Linked DNA regions of Homo sapiens: region 1 is linked to region 2. Evidence: read pairs that join two places in POLR2A ChIA-PET (ENCODE). Cell type or tissue: A673. All regions are shown on one strand. Links, peaks and the distances in the headings refer to the core of each region. The heading gives the core; the rest is flanking DNA.

What was found. Peaks named below come from ENCODE experiments on the same cell type or tissue, not always from the same donor. Only the 100,000 strongest peaks of a DNase experiment are listed, where the experiment ranks them.
Region 1: POLR2A ChIA-PET joins it to region 2 with 9 read pairs; 3 of 35 experiments call an interaction of 5 or more read pairs at or near these places.

Annotation. Positions count from the first base shown.
Region 1 is chr1:168,198,687-168,208,330 of GRCh38, forward strand. It overlaps TIPRL (TOR signaling pathway regulator), which reads left to right. Exons shown (of 7, transcript NM_152902.5): 6 at 233-295; 7 at 1,217-3,423. The coding sequence ends at 1,360. Among named protein-coding and RNA genes, the nearest start is that of SFT2D2, 22 kb to the right of the region's middle. RefSeq lists an enhancer at 9,489-9,644. In A673, for the core only: no CTCF peak of the experiment used is centred there; a DNase peak (open chromatin) is centred at 4,735; H3K27ac peaks cover 1,473 bases.
Region 2 is chr1:168,096,704-168,106,347 of GRCh38, forward strand. GPR161 (G protein-coupled receptor 161) reads right to left here. Exons shown (of 6, transcript NM_001375883.1): 2 at 7,774-8,191; 3 at 1-529. The coding sequence starts at 8,147. Among named protein-coding and RNA genes, the nearest start is that of GPR161, 35 kb to the right of the region's middle. RefSeq lists enhancers at 1-213, 214-714. In A673, for the core only: no CTCF peak of the experiment used is centred there; no DNase peak of the experiment used is centred there.

The sequences.
Region 1 (9,644 bases), core at 835-8,834, 100 kb after region 2:
AATTATAAAATCTGTTTACATATGTGTATCATCATTATAATGTATAGAAATTGGAAATAATAATCCAATTTGAGTTAAATAGGAGTTATCTCAGTGTAGAACAAGATGTTCTCTTTAGACTGCATGCTGTTTTGACAACCTATCCTAAAATGTAGGCAGTCTGTTTTTAATACAAAGGATTTTGTAAATCAGTATAATTAAATTTATTGCAACTGTTTATTTTTAAATACAGGCTGACAAGACCTACATGTTACGAGAATATACGTCACGAGAAAGCAAAATTTCTAGTTTGATGGCAAGTACTTAAATTTCAGTTTTTAGAAGTTAATTTTAATGTTTCATTTTAATTTAAGTAGCATATACCCCTGACCCCAACCACCCAAGTTTACATCCCTAAACCCATTCATTCACCTAATGGGGCTCTATAGGATAAATTCTATGGGAGCATAACTTTTCTGACCTTACCTCAAATACAAGAACATTTAGAGCTGCTAGGTACTTAAGCCTCATCTAATCTAATTTTCACATTTTGTTCTAGAGAAATTGAAACCCAGAGGTGTGACTTACTCTGAGTCACATAGCTGGCTGGTGATGGATGTTCTTTACACTTACCACCCTGCCGCCTTATTTCTTTCTACATAGTCTCCTTTTCTCTTCCGAAAATGTGGTGATTCTGTACCATAATTTGTTTGTTTTGGCATCATTTTTCTTTATTTTTTACTCCCCGGGACCTGTGAAGCCTTCCTTAGAACTTAGGATTCTATAATGGGTTGCTTAAAAATTGGTACCTTCCTATAAACTTGATTTTATTTTTTCACGCTTAGTATGTACTTCTGTCTGGGTATAGAGTATACTTGGAACAGAAAAGTTACTACTTAGATTCTATTGTAGACTACATGCTGTGCTCTAACCGAAGACTAGTGTTTTCAAGTTACAAAAGCAGGAGATACATAGGGTTGGATTAAGATGTATTAAATTCTTAGGACATTTGTGGGAACATTATAGATTATATAACCCTGTGATCTTTGATGAAATCATTCAGTAACAAAGTTGAATGATTCCGTATCAAGAAATACCTATTATTTTTAGGAGCACATATGCATATATTGCACCTGATTTTAAAATTTCCATGCTTTATGAATGCTTGAACCAAAACATTTGTAAAAAATTTCAGTACAGTAACTGAATATGCTAATATGATTTATGTATTTCCTAGCATGTTCCACCTTCCCTCTTCACGGAACCTAATGAAATATCCCAGTATTTACCAATAAAGGAAGCAGTTTGTGAGAAGCTAATATTTCCAGAAAGAATTGATCCTAACCCAGCAGACTCACAAAAAAGTACACAAGTGGAATAAAATGTGATACAACATATACTCACTATGGAATCTGACTGGACACCTTGGCTATTTGTAAGGGGTTATTTTTATTATGAGAATTAATTGCCTTGTTTATGTACAGATTTTCTGTAGCCTTAAAGGAAAAAAAAATAAAGATCGTTACAGGCAGGTTTCACTCAACTGCTGTTTGTACTGTCTGTCTTCACATTCATATTCCAGATTTATATTTTCTGGAGTTAAATTTGGATGATTTCTAAATTATCACAAAGTGGGACCTCAGCAGTAGTGATGTGTGTGTCTCATGAGCAGTGAGCACAGTCTGCATTCATCATGAAACACTATCTTCTACCAGGAGGAGGTTAATGTAAATCACCAAATCCCAATGCCTTGTGACTTTCATAGGATTCCTGATCATGCATGTTGATGTACTGGCTCTTCACTTTGGGCTTTCTGATGTTTATTCACACCTTTGGAGAGTTGCAACTTGCCACATACGAAATTAGTCTCATAGTGTAGTGAACTTCAACCCCAAAATTTTAAAAATGTATTTCCCCCCAGTTTTAAATTGCCTTTGAAATTTAAAAAAAAAAAATTTAGACTTAGTACCAGAACCAAAAATACCTAGATTTTTGGAGAACTTATTACATACATAGAAACATGAATATGGTTTACCACTGTGTGTGTGTAGGATGTTAGAATTATCTGTCCTCCATCTTTAGGTGCTTTTTCTTAAATGTGGTTCTACTTATACTGATATTTTTAATTTCCATCTTCCATGCAACCTCAGAGTGAATAAACCCCTTAAATTTGGTGCTGGTTCGAAAAAGTCTAAAGGGTTTATTAGGGGTTGTTTTTCGCAAATATTACATCAATCCTTAAAGCAACAAGATTAATTTTCTGCTTAAAATATTTGGGAAGATAGGTAAGGAGGAGGGGGTTTTAAAATATAAAAGCAAGTTTTTCTATTTTAAGGTGCATATTTGTAACATTACAGGGGATGAAGTAAAATGTAATTAATTAGCACAAGACTTAGGGAGTACAGAAAATACACAGAAGTAAATTTCAAATCCATTTGATTGTTTTCATAGTGACCCCTTAGTCATTTTATATTCTTGTCTGCCTTTCTAGAAAAATGGTTGTCATAAAGTGGAAAGTGATTAAAAAGCATCAAATAAGAAATTATTTCAAGTGGATTTTTAAAAATATTTTTTTGAAGGGCAGGGGGAAAATTCACCCCTTTTCTGATTTGAAATATGTTGTACATATTTCCATTTGATGGATAAATCATTAAGTAAGAATATTTGATTTAAAGTATTAGCCAACCTCTTCAGGTATTAGCCTGAAGATAAATTTTAACAAAACATATACACTTGGGTATCCGTCATTGCTCAAACTCTATAGTGTATTGCTGGAGCCAATAGGCAGGGTATATTTTATTAGCTAAATTTGATATTTGTCTTCTGCCTTCTGTATCACCTCCAAGCTATAGGAAATCAGGATTTTGTTGGCTTTAAGAAAACACATGGTATGTTCACTGTATATTAAATATACCTGTATTTAATGTTTTCTCTTAGGACAGAAAAGTAGACACACACACACACACACACACACATGTTGTGTTCAGCTTTCTGTTTTATATTATTTGCCATTGAGATTAGAATAGAACAGGCTCTATTCATGCAAACTATATGAAATGAAAAACTTTTAAGACTCTTCATTAATTGGAGCTTCTGGGCAACATCGTGTGTGTGTGTGTGTGTGTGTGTGTGTGTGTGTGTATACAGACATTTTTTTTTTAACTTGTTGATTCAGATGTCTTGGTCCCTGAATAGTCCTAGATTACTTATTTTGAGAATTCATTGTTAAAAATTACAGGGAATTAAAATAATTGCCTTTTTTTTTTTTAGAGGGTAAGAGATGGGTAGAAGAGTATGCCTCTGAAAATTTTATTAGTTTATTCTTGTGGAGAATACCAAGAAAATGTGTATTTGCCCATTGCTAAATATGATATATGCCATTTTGTATTTATTTGTCCCAAGTGTCTTTTTGTAAGAGGAGAATAAACAATAAGGAATTACTGATCAAAGTTTTACTATTTCATTTATTTGAGTTTTTCTTAGAGCTTAATTAAAGAAGTGTGGTTTGGGGTATACTTTTCTTATTTGTGCTTTATGTTTTGAACTCAGTCAACACTGTAGACAGTCTCCAGGCAGGTTATAAATTAAAACCTAACTGATGGTTCAGAATACAATTTCCCAGTTTGCATTTGGGCTCTTGCCTCTCCTCTCCCTCTGTTCATCAATATTTCCATGGATGTTTTTTAACAGTATTTTCTGTATGTTGGGTTAATGTTTTTGGTTTTTGAAAATATGAATACCTGTCGTATGTATTAGTTTTGAGTACTATATGTACAATTATGGTGCTAGGTATAATAGATTACAACAATGAAGCGATGTAGTATATGTTTTTATAGGATTAAAGTCTAATGGAGGAGACAAAGTAAAAAAATTACTAATTTTAATATGTGCAGTGATGGAAATGATACTGACAAGAGAGTAACAGAAAATCAACTAACTTTAGTAGAGGTAGTCAGAGCTCTGCTTCTCAAGAAGATGTGGAAAACCTCAAGAGACTGTCATTCCCATTTTAACAAGGAGAAAAGGCTGGGTCATCTATAAAATTAAAGCTTTTTTTCTTGAACATATCAAAGAACTGAAATTACAAGGCAAACAAACCAAATCCCAAAGAGTGATAAGCCCTACAAGGAGAGATGGGACATACTGACTGTTTAACCTTAGGAAGAACCCAAGAGAAAGAGATGGCCTTTATATAAACAGGTAAAATATTGGCAAAAATTTTAAGAAATTCCTAAAGTGTACATGTGGGCTAGCATACCAGTTTGGAATAGCCAAGAATCTGAAATAAGGGAACTTCATACACACTCACAAGTTCTTTCCCAAGGGCCTACACCAGGACTTAAGAAAGACTGGAAGCAGGGTGTGGAACCAGAAAGTCTCAGTAGGTGGTTTAAGCAAACAGAAGGTAGTTGGCTGCCATGAAATTCTGCCTGCTTTCAAGCTCTTCTCTTGAATGATGCAAAAGCCTTAGGCTATTGTAGGGAGGAACAACAATCATTCCTAGGGCCCAGGCAGAAATTCATTGCTCTGGGGTAGGAATGTAGACAAAACCCATCTGCTTTTGAGAGAGAGGTAGGAAATGTTCTGCCTTCAGGACACAGGAAAACAATATTACTGCTGGAAGAGTAGAAGCAAAAATTGACCTTGGAGGATAGGCAGAAAATCTGGGCCCAGGAAGCCACATGGATAACATAAAGAGGTCTGCTCCCAGTGGGGAATGAGCATGAAATTGTTGCACAAGACCAACAATAGATTTGAAACAGATTTTGACTACTATTGAGAAATGGTGCAGGAATGTTGAGAAAGCCACATCCCTGAAGGCCAGGCACACAAAGCCTGCCTAAGACCGAGGCTAGCCAAGGACAAAAAACCCCCTGTCTCTGCTATAAGCCTAGCACTAAGTAACAAGGAAAACCAGTCTGTTGAGGAAGCAGCAAGGGTGTAAATATAGATCCTCTCTGTGGTGTAGGCATACAGGGATCCCTGAAAATTGAGGGTGGGACTCAGAAAAGTCCTCCTGTACTCCAGGTGCACTGTAAGCATAAGGTAACAGCAGTCAACCACTGGAAGAATTTGAAGCCTGTAGTATACTGAAGATAGTGACAGCATTAATCCAACCCAAACCCCTAAAAACTGGTGTCTACATTGACACAATTTCCAAACTAATGGTCTCTGTGTTAGTCCATTTTGCATTGCTACAAAGGAATACCTGAGGCTGGATAATTTATAGACAAGAGGTTTATTTTGGCTCATGGTTCTGCAGATTATACAAGAAACATGGTGCCAGCATTTGCTTCTGGTTAGGCCTCAGGAAGCTTTTACTTGCGGCAGAAGGAAAGGGGAGCTGATGTGTCACATGACAAGAGCAGGAGCAAGAGAGATGCCAAGTTCTTTTTATTTATTTATCTATTTTATTTATTTATTTATTTACTGAGATAGCATCTCAGCCTGTCGCCCAGGCTGGAGTGCAGTGGCACCATCTCAGCTCACTGCAGCCTCTGCCTCCTGGGTTCAAACGATTCTCCTGCCTCAGCCTCCTGAGTAGCTGGGATTACAGGCATGCGCCACCAAGCCCAGCTAATTTTTGTATTTTTAGTAGAGATGGGGTTTCACCATGTTGGCCAGGCTGGTCTCGAATGCCTAACCTCAAGTGATCCACCCACCTCGGCCTCCCAAAGTGCTGGGATTATAGGCATGAGCCACCGTGCCTGGCCCAAGCTCTTTTTAAAAAACCAGCTTTCACGTGAACTAATGAAGAACTCATTACCCCAAAGAGGGCACTAATCTGCTCATGAGGGATCCCTCCCATGACCCAAACACCTCTTACCAGGCCCTGCTTCCAACATTGAGAATCACATTTCAACATGAGATTTGGAAGGGACAGACATCCAAACTATATCAGTTTGACAGAAGTGTGTGCATTTCCAGGTGTAACACAATCTACCTTATTCCTTCTGTTATACACATGAGTCTGGCATTCAATCAAAAACCAACAAAATCCAATTCAGAAATGAAACAGAGGTTGGGACTAGCAGACCTTAAGACAATCAGTTAATATATTAACATATCTGGTGGAAAAGGTGGGAAATAACAAACAGATAGTGAATTTCAGCAGAGAAGTGGGTAAAAAAGGGCAAAATGGAAACACCAGATATATACACATAAAAAGCTTGGCCAGGCACTGTGGTTCACACCTGTAAGCCCAGCACTTTGGGAGGCCGAGGCAGGTAGATCACTTGAGACCAGGAGTTTGAGACCAGCCTGTCTAACATGGGGAAACCCCAGCTCTACTAGAAATACAAAAAATTAGCCAGGCGTGGTAGCACATACCTATAATCCCAGCTACTCGGGAGGCTGAGGCATGAGAATTGCTTGAACTCGGGAGGCAGAGGTTGCAGTGAGCTGAGATCGTGCCACTGCACTCCTGCCTGGGCAACAGAGCAAGACTCTGTGTCAAAAAAAAAAAAAAAGTCTACAATATCAGAGATAGCGGATTTCTTCAAACTTGATACAGCTGAAGAATTCATGAACTTGAAAAGAGGTCAATAGCAAGTATCTAAACAGACAAAGCAAAAGAGAGTAGTGGTGGGGAAACAGGACAGAGCATCCAAGAACTGTGGAGCAAGATCAAATAGTCTGATGTACAGGCAAACCTTGAAAATATTACAGTGTGGCTCCAGACCACTGCCATAAAACAAATAAAGCAAGTCACATGAATTTTTTTGTTAACGAGTGCATATGAAAGTTATGTTTACACTATACCATAGTCTATTAAGTGTGCAATAGCATTATGTCTAAAGAAAAACAACATACGTATCTTAATTTAAAAATGCTTTATTAAAACAAAATGCTAATAATCATCTGACCCTTCAGCAAGTAGCAGTATTTTTGCTGGTAGAGGACCTTGCTTTGAGTTGATGGCTGCTGACTGATGATGGCTGTGGCAATTTCTTAAAATAAGACATCAACGGCCAGGTGTGGTGGCTCACACCTGCAATCCCAGCATTTTGGGAGGCCGAGGTGGGCGGATCACCTGAGGTTGGGAGTTCAAGACCAGCCTGACCAACATGGAGAAACCCTGTCTCTACTAAAAATACAAAATTAGCTGGGTATGGTGGCACATGCCTGTAATCCCCGCTACTCGGGAGACTGAGGCAGGAGAATCATGTGAACCTGGGAGGCGGAGGTTGCGGTGAGCAGAGATCACACCATTGCACTCCAGTCTGGGCAACAGGAGTGAAACTCCGTCTCAAAAAAAAAAAAAAAAAAGACATTCAACCCTCTTAGATCCTGCCACTACTTTATCAGCTAAGTAACTAAGTATATGTAATATTCTAATCCTTTGTTGCCATTTCAACAATGCTTACGGTATCTTCAACAGTAGATTCCATCTCAAGAAACCACTTTCTTTGTTCATCCATAAGAAGCAACTCCTCATCCTGTTAAAGTTTTGTCATGAATTTGCAATAATTCTGTCACACCTTTAGGCTCTGCTTCTAATTCTAGTTCTCTTGCTATTTCCACCCCATCTGCAGTGACTTCCTCCACTGAAGTCCTGAACCTCTCAAAGTCATCCACAAGGGTTGGAATCAACTTCTTCCAAACTCCTGTTAAAATGTTGACATTTTGACCTCCTTCCATGAATCACAAATTGGCATCTGGAATGGTTAATCCTTTCCAGAAAGTTTTCAATTGACTTTGCCTGGTTCCATGAGAGGAATCACTATCTATGGCAGCTATAGCCTTATGAAATGTATTTCTTAAGAAATAAGACTTGAAAGTTGAAATGACTCTTTGATCCATGGGCTGCAGATTGTATATTGTGTCAGCAGGCATGAAAACACAGCATTCATCTCCTTGTACATCTCTATCACAGCTCTTGGTTGACCAGCTACATTGTCAATGAGCAGTGATATTTTGAAAAGAATCTTTTTTTCTGAACAGTAGGTCTCAATACTGGGCTTAAAATATTTAGTGAGCGAGGCTGTAAAGAGATGTGCTGTTATCCAGGCTTTGTTGTAGAGCACAGGTGGTAGCAACTGATCATAATTCTCAGCTCTAGGATTTTGAGAATGGTAAATGAAACTTTCTCAGTATCAGCAGTAAGGCTGTTTTGCTTTATTATCATTTATGTATTCACTGGAGTAGCACTTTTCATTTCCTTCAAGAGCTTTTCCTTTGCATTCACAACCTGGCTAACTCGTACAAGATGTCTGGCTTTCATCCTATCATGCCTTCCTTACTAAGCTTAATCATTTCTAGCCTTTGATTTAAAGTGAAAGACATGGGACTCTTCCTTTCACTTGAACACTTAGAGGTCATTGTAGGTTATTTTTTTTTTTAAGCATGGAAATAAATTTTTTTATTACTGAATTATTTCCCTTATTTGACTTTCATAAGGAAATACTCAAAAACCACTTCAAAATAACTCAATTCTCACTCATACACATAGCATTTTCAGGACACCATATTTTCTTTTTTATTATTTTATTTTATTTTATTTTATTTTATTTATTTTTTTATTGATCATTCTTGGGTGTTTCTCGCAGAGAGGGATTTGGCAGGGTCATAGGACAATAGTGGAGGGAAGGTCAGCAGATAAACAAGTGAACAAAGGTCTCTGGTTTTCCTAGGCAGAGGACCCTGCGGCCTTCCGCAGTGTTTGTGTCCCCGGGTAGTTGAGATTAGGGAGTGGTGATGACTCTTAATGAGCATGCTGCCTTCAAGCATCTGTTTAACAAAGCACATCTTGCACCGCCCTTAATCCATTTAACCCTGAGTGGACACAGCACATGTTTCAGAGAGCACTGGGTTGGGGGTAAGGTCATAGATCAACAGCATCCCAAGGCAGAAGATTTTTTCTTAGTACAGAACAAAATGGAGTCTCCTATGTCTACTTCTTTCTACACAGCCACAGCAACAATCTGATTTCTCTATCTTTTCCCCGCATTTCCCCCTTTTCTATTCGACAAAACTGCCATCGTCATCATGGCCCGTTCTCAATGAGCTGTTGGGTACACCTCCCAGACGGGGTGGCGGCCGGGCAGAGGGGCTCCTCACTTCCCAGAAGGGGCAGCCGGGCAGAGGCGCCCCCCACCTCCCGGACGGGGCGGCTGGCTGGGTGGGGACGCTCCTCACTTCCCAGACGGGCGGCTGCCGGGCGGAGGGGCTCCTCACTTCTCAGATGGGGCGGCTGCCGGGCGGAGGGGCTCCTCACTTCTCAGACGGGGCGGCTGCCGGGCGGAGGGGCTCCTCACTTCTCAGACGGGGCGGCTGCCCGGCGGAGGGGCTCCTCACATCCCAGACAGGGTCGTCGCCGGGCAGAGGTGCTCCTCACATCCCAGACGGGGCGGCGGGGCAGAGGCGCTCCCCACATCTCAGACGATGGGCGGCTGGGCAGAGACGCTCCTCACTTCCTAGACGAGATGGCGGCCAGGAAGAGGCGCTCCTCACTTCCCAGACTGGGCAGCCGGGCAGAGGGGCTCCTCACACCCCAGACGATGGGTGGCCAGGCAGAGATGCTCTTCACTTCCCAGATGGGGTGGCGGCCAGGCAGAGGCTGCAATCTCGGCACTTTGGGAGGCCAAGGCAGGCGGCTGAGAGGTGGAGGTTGTAGCGAGCCGAGATCACGCCACTGCACTCCAGCCTGGGCAACATTGAGCACT
Region 2 (9,644 bases), core at 769-8,768:
GACGGAGCTTTTCCCCCAGAGGGCCTCAGAGGCGATGACAACCATGTAGGGGCCCCAGGTGACCATGAAGGCACCGAGGACCACCAGGATGGTGATGAGGGCTTTGCACTGGTTGGCCGAGTAGACCACACCCTGAAAGGCATTCCTCCTGCTGCCTGAAGAGGAGGTGGAGGTGCTGGAGTTCTTCCTCCCGGTCCTCTGAGCATCCTCCTCCACGATGACGACTGTGCCACAGTGCACCTTGCGTGCCTTGACCCTGGCCACGCGGAAGATGAAGCCATAGCACACCAGCATGACCAGAAAGGGGAAGAGGGCACACCAGATCTGCCAGAAGGCCGTGTAGCCAGGCTCCCGGTGCCAAGCAGCCACACACATCCATTTGAACTCGTCAAACTCCACGGATGACCAACCAAACAGGGGTGGCAGGCAGCCGATGAGCGAGTGAAGCCAGATGTAGACAAGTGCCATCACAGCCCGGTTCCCTGTGATCTTCATGGGGTACACCATGGGGTACAGGACAGCATAGTAGCTAGAAAAGGGATGGAGGGAGGCAAGAGAGAGAAGTCAGCGGAGAGAGAAAACCGCTGCCTTCCTGCGTCAGGGGCTCCCATGACTGGGTTGGATGTTTCTAAAAGCAGCACCTTCTCCCAAGTCTCCCCAGACAAGTTATATAGACTGCATCGTGTTCCACAGCTCTGCAGAGCTCTTTAACAGAGAAGAGCTCAACACTGGCAAGACACAGAGCTCGAACAGTCCTGTTTCCAAGTCATCACACCACAGCCCACTCATATTTGGGGGTGTGGCCAGTCTTAAGATACCTACAGAGGTCCTGAGGGATTATGCATTGGGCCAGATCAATTCTGCTGCTGCTGACAGCAGAATCATCCATTTACATCAATTTTCAGAGGGATCATTAAGAACCAGAATGATGTTGAAGGACTACGGGCTTCATTCAACCAATGGACATTTACCAAAGGCTTGCGATGTGCCAAGCACCGCGCTACCTCCTGGAAATGCAGTTGAGAAGATGTGAGGGAGGCAGACACCTGAGCCAAGTATCAGGGCCTGGAGTGGTAAGGGCCACATTGAGTCCTCACAGCAACTGTGAGCAGCGGATATGTCATTATCTTCATTTTACAGATGAGGAAACTAAAGCAGGGAAAGGCTAAATAACACACCCCAGACCCATGGGAGAAAGACAGAAAGCCAGGCGATCTGACTCTACAATCCCCAGTGCACACGCCCAGCAATTCTGTGTAAGCCTTCTTGTTCCACAGCCAAGGGGGCGGGTCCGAATCACTCAGTGCTGCTAGGTAGGAGGTGGGCCAGGAGGGCTATCCATTCAAACTGGCAGGCTTCTGGTCCAGCACAGAGGGTCACAGCAGGCTCCTGTTGGAGGTGATGCTCCAGACCCAGGTCTCACAGCGTTGGAGGCACTGACCCAGGACCACCCCAGGCAGAAAGCTAGCCTGGCGAGGTATGGAGTTGTGAGTGAGCACCAGCTCAGCAGGGAGGCTGCATGGAGCTCCACCTGGCAGGAGAGAGAGTGCAGGATGGAGAGAGGAGGAGAGAAGGAAGCAGGCCGGGTGGACGGGGCCGGGGCATGCAGAGCTAAGGACTGTAGGCCCAGCTAAGGACTGGCCCTTTAACTGGAAAGGGTGGGAGGACTCAGACCACAGGGCTGAAAGTCAACCACCACCCTCCCAACCCCGACATTTTATCCAAGGGAAATAGGATGTTCCCATGAGGGCAACATGTGTAAGGGACGGGTGGCCACACTGATGCCGCCTGGCAGGACGTTGGGAAATGACTCTGGCTATGTGCCTCACACATCGCCTGGGAAGGTGGCTCCTCCACAGGGACCGCCCTGAGTCACCCTTGGGCCCCAGCAGCTGAACTGCCACATGCTAACTGGAGGTGCTGCCTCCTTGGTCTTCCTAAGCAGGGGTGAGCCTGGGGCTGCTCTGAGCTGAGCCTTGAGCCCAGGCCAGGATCTATCCTGGAAAGAGAGCATTTCCGGCTATGCGGCCTGAGGAGAAGATTGCGCAGTGATTAGGGTGTCTATTACAGAATCACTGCACAGTGGCTGGGTAAGGTGATTACTGTCTTTCGCTGCTATCTGGGCTTGCATCTTGCAAAGGCCGTGCAGCCCAAGGGAAAAAGCATGCCTTTGGAGCTGGAAATTCAAGTTCAGATGGAGGCTCTGATGTCTATTAGCTATGTGACCTCAGCTAATTGATGTAACCTCTCAGAGCTTCAGTTCCCTCATCTGGAAAATGGGAATTCTGGCACCCACATCACAGGTCTGCTCCTAGGAACGAATGAGGAAGATCATGGAAAAGGCCCGGATGGTGCCTACCCTTCAATGGGGGACTGGCCATCGACCTTTCCCCCTTCCTCCTTGAGGACGAAAGCCCTACACTGCTCCTGCTTCTGCGATGACCCCCAGGGGACACTGGCCCTTTTGAGCCCTGGGGGGCGAACAAGCCCCATGGTGGTCTTCTTCCCCTTGTGGGTGGCCTGCTGAGACTCGGACCTGTCTGACGTCATTCTGGCAAATGAAATGTGAGGGGGTTGCTAGGGGACTGCAGGGAGGGGAGCAGTGGGTCTAGGAAGGTTTCCTTCACTTTTCAAAAGAAACAATGCAGAGATTTCTACTTTTTTTCTATCCCTTTAAAGAGCACACAGACGCTCCACCCTGTCACCTCGGTAGTGTACGGCCGGTTGTGGGAGCCAGGCCTGGTGAATGTTCACTGTAGGCCTCCTTCCACCGACTCTGTTTGGCGGCCATAAAAATGATTACAATTAATGTGCTGTCCTCTGCCAGATTTCCTTCTGGCTCTTCTCAACACCCAGTTATTATTACTACTTTATGGCAAGACTTCTCCTTTATTGTAACAAATGGTACCCATATCACTCACTGACTGAGGTTCAGGCACAGGGAGTTCCAGTGTGACATGACACTGATTTCTGCCAGCTGCATCCTGAGTGCCATCAGGAAGCTGGGGCAGTGAAGCTGGGTGCTGGCTCAGTCAAGGTCCACCTCCTACAGGCAGAAAAGCCCCACAGGCACAGCCCTGCCCATGTACAGCCACGTCCTCCAGGGATTATTTTGTTTTTAAGTTTTTTTTTTGGGGGGGGGGGGTTGGTGTGGATAAAATGTATGTACATTGAAATGCACGCATCTACACCTCTATCAAGATACAGAACATTCCAGCCAGGCGCAGTGGCTCACATCTGTAATCTCAGCACTTTGGGAGTCCAAGATAGAAGGATTACTTGAAGCCAGGAGTTTGAGACCAGACTGGGCAACATAAGGAGACCACATCTCTACAAAAAATAAAAAACAAAATTAGGCAGGTATAGTGGTGTGTGCCTGTAGACTTAGCTATTTGGGAGGCTGAGGTGGAAGAAGGATCACTTGGGCCCAGGAGGTCAAGGCTGCAATGAGCCATGACTGCTCCACTGCTGCACTCCAGCCTGGGTGACAGAGCAAGACCCTGTCTCAAAAAAAAAAAAAAAAAAAAAAAGGATATAGAACAGTCCTGCATCTCCTCAGGAAAAAATGGGTATATGTGTTCTCAATCACAGATTTATAAAGTCGTTATTTGCAGCAGAAGCCTCATTTAAGCCTAGTTGAAGATTTAAGGGAAAACAACAAAAGCAACTCCCCACTCCTATGTGGGCTAATAATACAGGCCAAAAGAGAGGGGTTTTCCTTTGCTCTCTATTCTCTTAACTGTCTTGAGGCTCTCAATCTTTCCTCCAACTCATTTTTAGACATGAGCCCAATCACGACCCTTGAACCCTAAAGAGGCTTTCATGACGTCACAGGTAACTGAAAAGTTGTAATGTGGGAAGGGGCTTCCGATGCTTCAGGCTCCTGCCACAAGACCAGCCACTTTGACAGCAAGCCCTGCTCTTAGTAAGTTGTCTTCAGTGAAAACAGAAACAGAATCTAAGCCAATTTCACCTAACAAAGGGGCAACACATTAACTTCCATGGAACAGTCTCCTAAAAGCACTAGTCATCTTTGCTAGCCCTATCCATCCCATTGTTCTAGCTACTTTCATGTACTGAAATTCTATTTTTAGACCTGGAGTTTCACCTTCTGTGATGTGGAATGAAAATATGAGAACTATTTCCACAGACCTGGAACTCCAGCAGCTTGGCAGCGATGATAGAGGTGACCACCATTACAGACTTCTAAGTAATGGACGTTCACAGTGGAACCGCTGGCAGGTCAAATGGTGTCCCCAGCACGCCCTACTTTCACTTGGCTGGTTTAGGACATTGACAAACTGTGAATTTCGCTCCAGGCAGCCATTCTTTTTATATCTGTCTTTGCTCTCTTTTCATGGGGCTACAAGATGGACTCTTTGGGTTCATCTGTCCAGCCAGTTTCTTTTTTTTTTTTTCTTTTTTAAATTTTATTTTTATTATACTTTAAGTTTTAGGGTACATGTGGACAATGTGCAGGTTTGTTACATATGTATACAGGTGCCATGTTGGTGTACTGCACCCATTAACTCGTCATTTAGCATTAGGTATATCTCCTAATGCAGCCAGTTTCTTTAGCTAAGGTTCTCAGCTGGGAACCCCTGGGTATACGTGGCAACGTCTATAGACATTTTGGGCTGTCACGACTGGGGAGGTGTTCCAGCATCTGGTGGGTAGAGGCCAGGATGCTGTTGTATATCCTACAAGGCATAGGACAGCTCCTCACCACAGAGAATTATCTGGCTCGAAATGTCAACAGTGCTAAGGTGGAGAAACCCTGAGCTACGCTAGCTGGCTGCTGGAATGACTGGCAGCACTGAGTTGATGGTGTACAATGACAAAGCGTCCAGGCTCGGGCATCTCAGAACTGGGAGAGTTACTTCCCAGCCACGTGACCTTGGGCAAGTTACTTAAGGCCTCAAAAACCTCACTTTGCTCATCTGCAAAATCGGGGCTAACAAGGTTACCATGAGGGTTAGCTGAGCTAACTGTTGATAAACGGCATACATAGTGCAGTGCCTGGAATATGACAAGCGTGTAACATTTTATAGTTAAAATCACGCCCACTGCCCTTGCTATTCTCCACTTCTACTTTCTTTTTCTTTTCTTTTCTTTTTTTTCAGATGGAGTTTTGCTCTTGTCACCCAGGCTGGAGTGCAATGGCATGATCTCGGCTCACTGCAACCCCTGCCTACCGGGTTCAAGTGATTCTGCCTCAGCCTCCCAAGTAGCTGGGATTACAGGTACCTGCCACCATGCCCAGCTAATTTTTGTATTTTAGTAGAGATGGGGTTTCACCATGTTGGCCAGGCTGGTCTTGAGCTCCTGACTTTGGGTGATCCACCCACCTCGGCCTCCCAAAGTGCTGGGATTACAGGCGTGAGCCACCACGCTCGGCCTCAGCATGTTTATTCATCTTATTCAGCTATGTATTCCCAGCACCAACCACTGTGCTGGGCATATAATAGGTGCTCAATAATTGCTTACCAAGTGAATACACAGAAGCTGCTCCTTCAGTCAGAAGGGGCCTCTCCACCTGTTACGTACCTGCTATCCTACTTGCTGTTTAGGAACCTAGCTCAAATGCCACCTTCTCCCTGAAGCACTCACTGCCAGCCCATCAGCAGCAGTGGCTGGTGGAGTTGTCGATGGTGGTTATTTCTACTTTTGTGTTAAATCGGCGCCCACAAGTCAGCCTCTGCCACTCAACTGTAAACCCCTGGTGGGCAGGGTCTGTGTCCTGCTCATGCTTGTAGCCCACCACTCCAAGGATTGGGCACAGGCCTTTCCTGGAGTAGACATCCAACCAATATTTCCAGTGTGAAATAAGGCCCTGAAAGAGGTAAACCCTCTCTCAGATGAAGTACTTTGCTGGCATGATTTGAGGATTTGTCATGCTTGCTGGTAGAAAATCTCATTCTCACTCATCTAGACCCCAGATTTAAGCAAGCAGCTTACAGTCTCCTGGAGCTATCCCTGCAGATGACTGGCATGTTTACTGAGCATTCATATAGAGACAGCTCTGAGAGGAGCACTTAGAGACCAGCTCTCCATCTCTGCAACTAAGCTGTTTAGCCTCACTCCATGTTCCACGGGACCCAGGGCCCAGAAAGGGATGTTCAAAACTTAATAATTCAAAAAAAAAAAAAAAGTTAAAACAACAAGATCCCATTCCTCCCCACTGCCAACAAACTTCCAAACTTTTTTTTAAAAAAAAATTATATAATCAGTCCTGATAGGCTATTGACAAACAGCTGCTGAAATACAAATTTGTACAACTTTCTGAAAGGTCATTTGCCTTTTATATATCAAGAATCTTGAAAGCATGTTTACTGTTACTGAGAATATAGCAATTACACAAACACACATGCTCCTCAGAATGCTATAGTGAATAGCAAGCTATGTGAAGTCATCTAATCCAGTAACAGGGGACTGTGAAAATAATTTATATACCTCCACAGGATGGAATACCTCGTAACCATGAAAAATCACCTTCTTCAAGGATATTTGAAAATAAGAGAAAATGCTCACCATCACCTAAATGAAAAAAGGAGGACAGAAAACCATAGGAGCCAGAAGCCTATTTCAAAAATTTGCTGTATACAACCAAAAATTACTGGAAGCAAATATACTAAAAACATCAACAGTGATTGTTTCTGATGGTTAGATCATGTGTTTCTAATTTCATTCATTATATTTTCTGGATTACCTCTACTACTCAGGGAAAAAAAAAAAAAAAGAGAAGCTAATTGATTTGTTTTGAGCAATGGCTTCATTGGTTCTGCCTCCCCAGTGCAGCCACAAAGAGCTGCCAGATTCCAGCCTCAGGTCTAGGTGCAGTCTGTGCTCCCAGTGGACAGTTCCACTACCACTCATCGACTGAAAAACTGACAGTCTCAAAAAAGCCCGGGGACTTGTGTCACCCAGTGACAATATCCCTGGCTAGCCCCACTCTGTGTTTTCCCTAACCCCACTACTTACTCTCCTCCCCAATTCCTGGTAAATGACACAGACCTTGAATCTATCCTCCCTGTCCTCATGAAGCCCAACCTGTGCCTGTGATGAACGCAGTGGCCATTAGCAAAATTCTAATAAATGCACTCATTTGTGGGAAACTCGCTGCCAAAGCCCACAAGACTTGTACAACTAAATCTGACAGCATAATGCGGGACCCTGAAGAACCCGCGAGATGCTGCTTAGGAACATCAGCTGCGCCTGACCTCCCCGTGCATCAGCTACGTTGAGGGCGGGAGCAGCCGAGTTTCCAAATGCACACGGCCTCTCCCCGGTGTCACTGCCTGTATTCTCTGGCTGTCTTCCTTCCCCCTGCTCTCCTTTCAGTCCTGGACTGTGGGCAGTGAGGGTGTTCCCTGTTCGGGCTGCACTAGTCAACACCAAAGCAAGACAGAGCAGGGGTCACACTGGGAGAAAGAGAAGCAGAGTCAGAGGCCCTGGACCCAGTGCTGCCCGGAACTGAAACCTGCCTTGGCTTCGGCTTCTTCATCTACAAACCAAGAATCAGAGGTTTCTACAATGTTTTATTTTAGGCGATGGAAGCTCTTTTTAAAATATAATATTGTATGTAACATCCACAGACAAAACGAGATGTGCTTTGGTTGAAGAGATGGCTCCAGAGGCAGAACTCCACCTGGTCATCCTCCCCCAGCAAGGGCCCCTGACACTCTCCAGGGAACTAAGGCAGTCAGAGGGACACTGCACCAGATGAGCGCCCGTCAGTAATCCCTCAATTCTCTAAGTCTGAGGCATGCTTACCGGTCGATGGCAATGACCCCGAGGGTTAGCATGCTGGCAGAGCTGATCAGCAGGTAGAGGAGGGCAGAGAAGTTGCACCACACTACACCAAAGATCCATTCCCTGCGGATGGAGCTCGTCACCACAAAAGGCAGCACCAACACGGACAGCAGGAAGTTGGACAGAGTCAGGCTGAAGACGAACTTGTTGCTGAGGGTGAGGAGGTAGGACTTCTTGTACAAGGTGACCACGATGACCAGGTTTCCCAGGCAGACAAAAATGGTGATGACAATGATGGCGATGAACTGGGTGATGATGACGCCCCCTTCGCCACCCTCCTCCTCAGTGAGATTACTCAGCTCCTTCCTGCAGCTGAGGGAGGAGTTGAGGCTCATGGTCAGTGCACCTCGGCGTGGGGTGGGCAGAGCATGCTGGACGACTGGAAAGATAAGGCAGGACCAGGGGACAGGAAAAGATTCATCAAATCACATCGTCTCCACCTTAGGGAAGAAAGGCTTAAAGGGGTTAAGTGCTACGCCTCAGATCACCCAGCTAGTACAGACTCTCAGCGGGTCTTCCCCACGTAAGCGCTACATAAGTGGGCCATTTTCTACAACCATGTGTGAAATTCATTACATCCCCCTGACCAATTTCTTCCTCTGGTCTAACCCATCCTATCCATTTTCCCAAGACCAGTGGTTCAAAACCTTTAATGTGCTGAAGAATCGTCTGAAGTGCCAGTTTAGAAAGCTGATCCTTGAGCTCCACCACTAGAGGTTCTGGGCGCAGAGATCACAGGCACAACCTAGGAATCTGCATTTTAAACAAGCAGGCTGGGGCAGGGGGCAGGGGGCTGTTACAAGTGGTCTATGGGAGACACTCTGCAGACTGCTGTGTTTAGACCCTGGCTACTCAGGGTGGGCCCTGAACCAGCAGGATCACCATCACCTGAGAGCTCACTAGAGAGGCAGAACCTCAGGCTCCGCATCTCCATCTCACGGAATCAAATCTGCATTTTAGCCCACCGCCAGTCAGTTTTGGTGCACATTACAATTTGACTGTAAGATTCTCATGGGAATTGTTCTGAGCTCCCTAAGCAGGGATTAATCAGGTACAGTTTATATGGGGACGTCATTACTGTTCTCATCAGACACGGCGAGGGAGGGCAAGCACTAACTGTAAATGGGGAAGTAGAGGCACCATTTGAGGTCTTGGCCCACAGACATCACTGTCTATAAGGTGCAGTCCCTGCCCTCAGGAAACTGGCTTGGGATCTTGGCTAAAGCCGCAGGTTGACACATGTTAATGTTAAATCCTACAGACTAATGTTTCTCCAAAACTCTTCATATACTTCAGTTAGCCAAAAAACCCCACAGATCACTTTCCCCACCTGCTCTCATTCTCTGCACACAGAAGACACCAAAAAGAAAGGAAAGATCGCTTTCCACGATCAAGACAAAAACTCTGCTGCCTAAACTGCCTACACACAGCAGCGGGGCCATCCTCACAACCCTCGTGGTGGATCCGCTGCCTCTACTCAAACACTCTTTGGCCAGAGGGAGTGCATGGGTTAATAGGGCAGCCCTTCCCCTCACCAGCAGTCCTAAGTGCCAGAGAGAAAGCTTCCCTCATAGTGAGCTGTATAGTGGTTTCCAGACCTTTCACTAACTCAGCTTCCCTGCTTTGTATTTGCTCTCAGATGTCTATGACTCTCTTGATTTGCGGTCCCCAAAATTGAACACACCATTCTGGATGTATTTTGATAAGTGTCAGGTCCAAAGGGGCAATTATCTCCATGATCAGAATAATCCCCTTCTACTATTCACTCTAAGAATACATTTTCTGGAGGCAGGGCGCAGAGTGGCTCACACCGGTAATCCCAGCACTTTGGG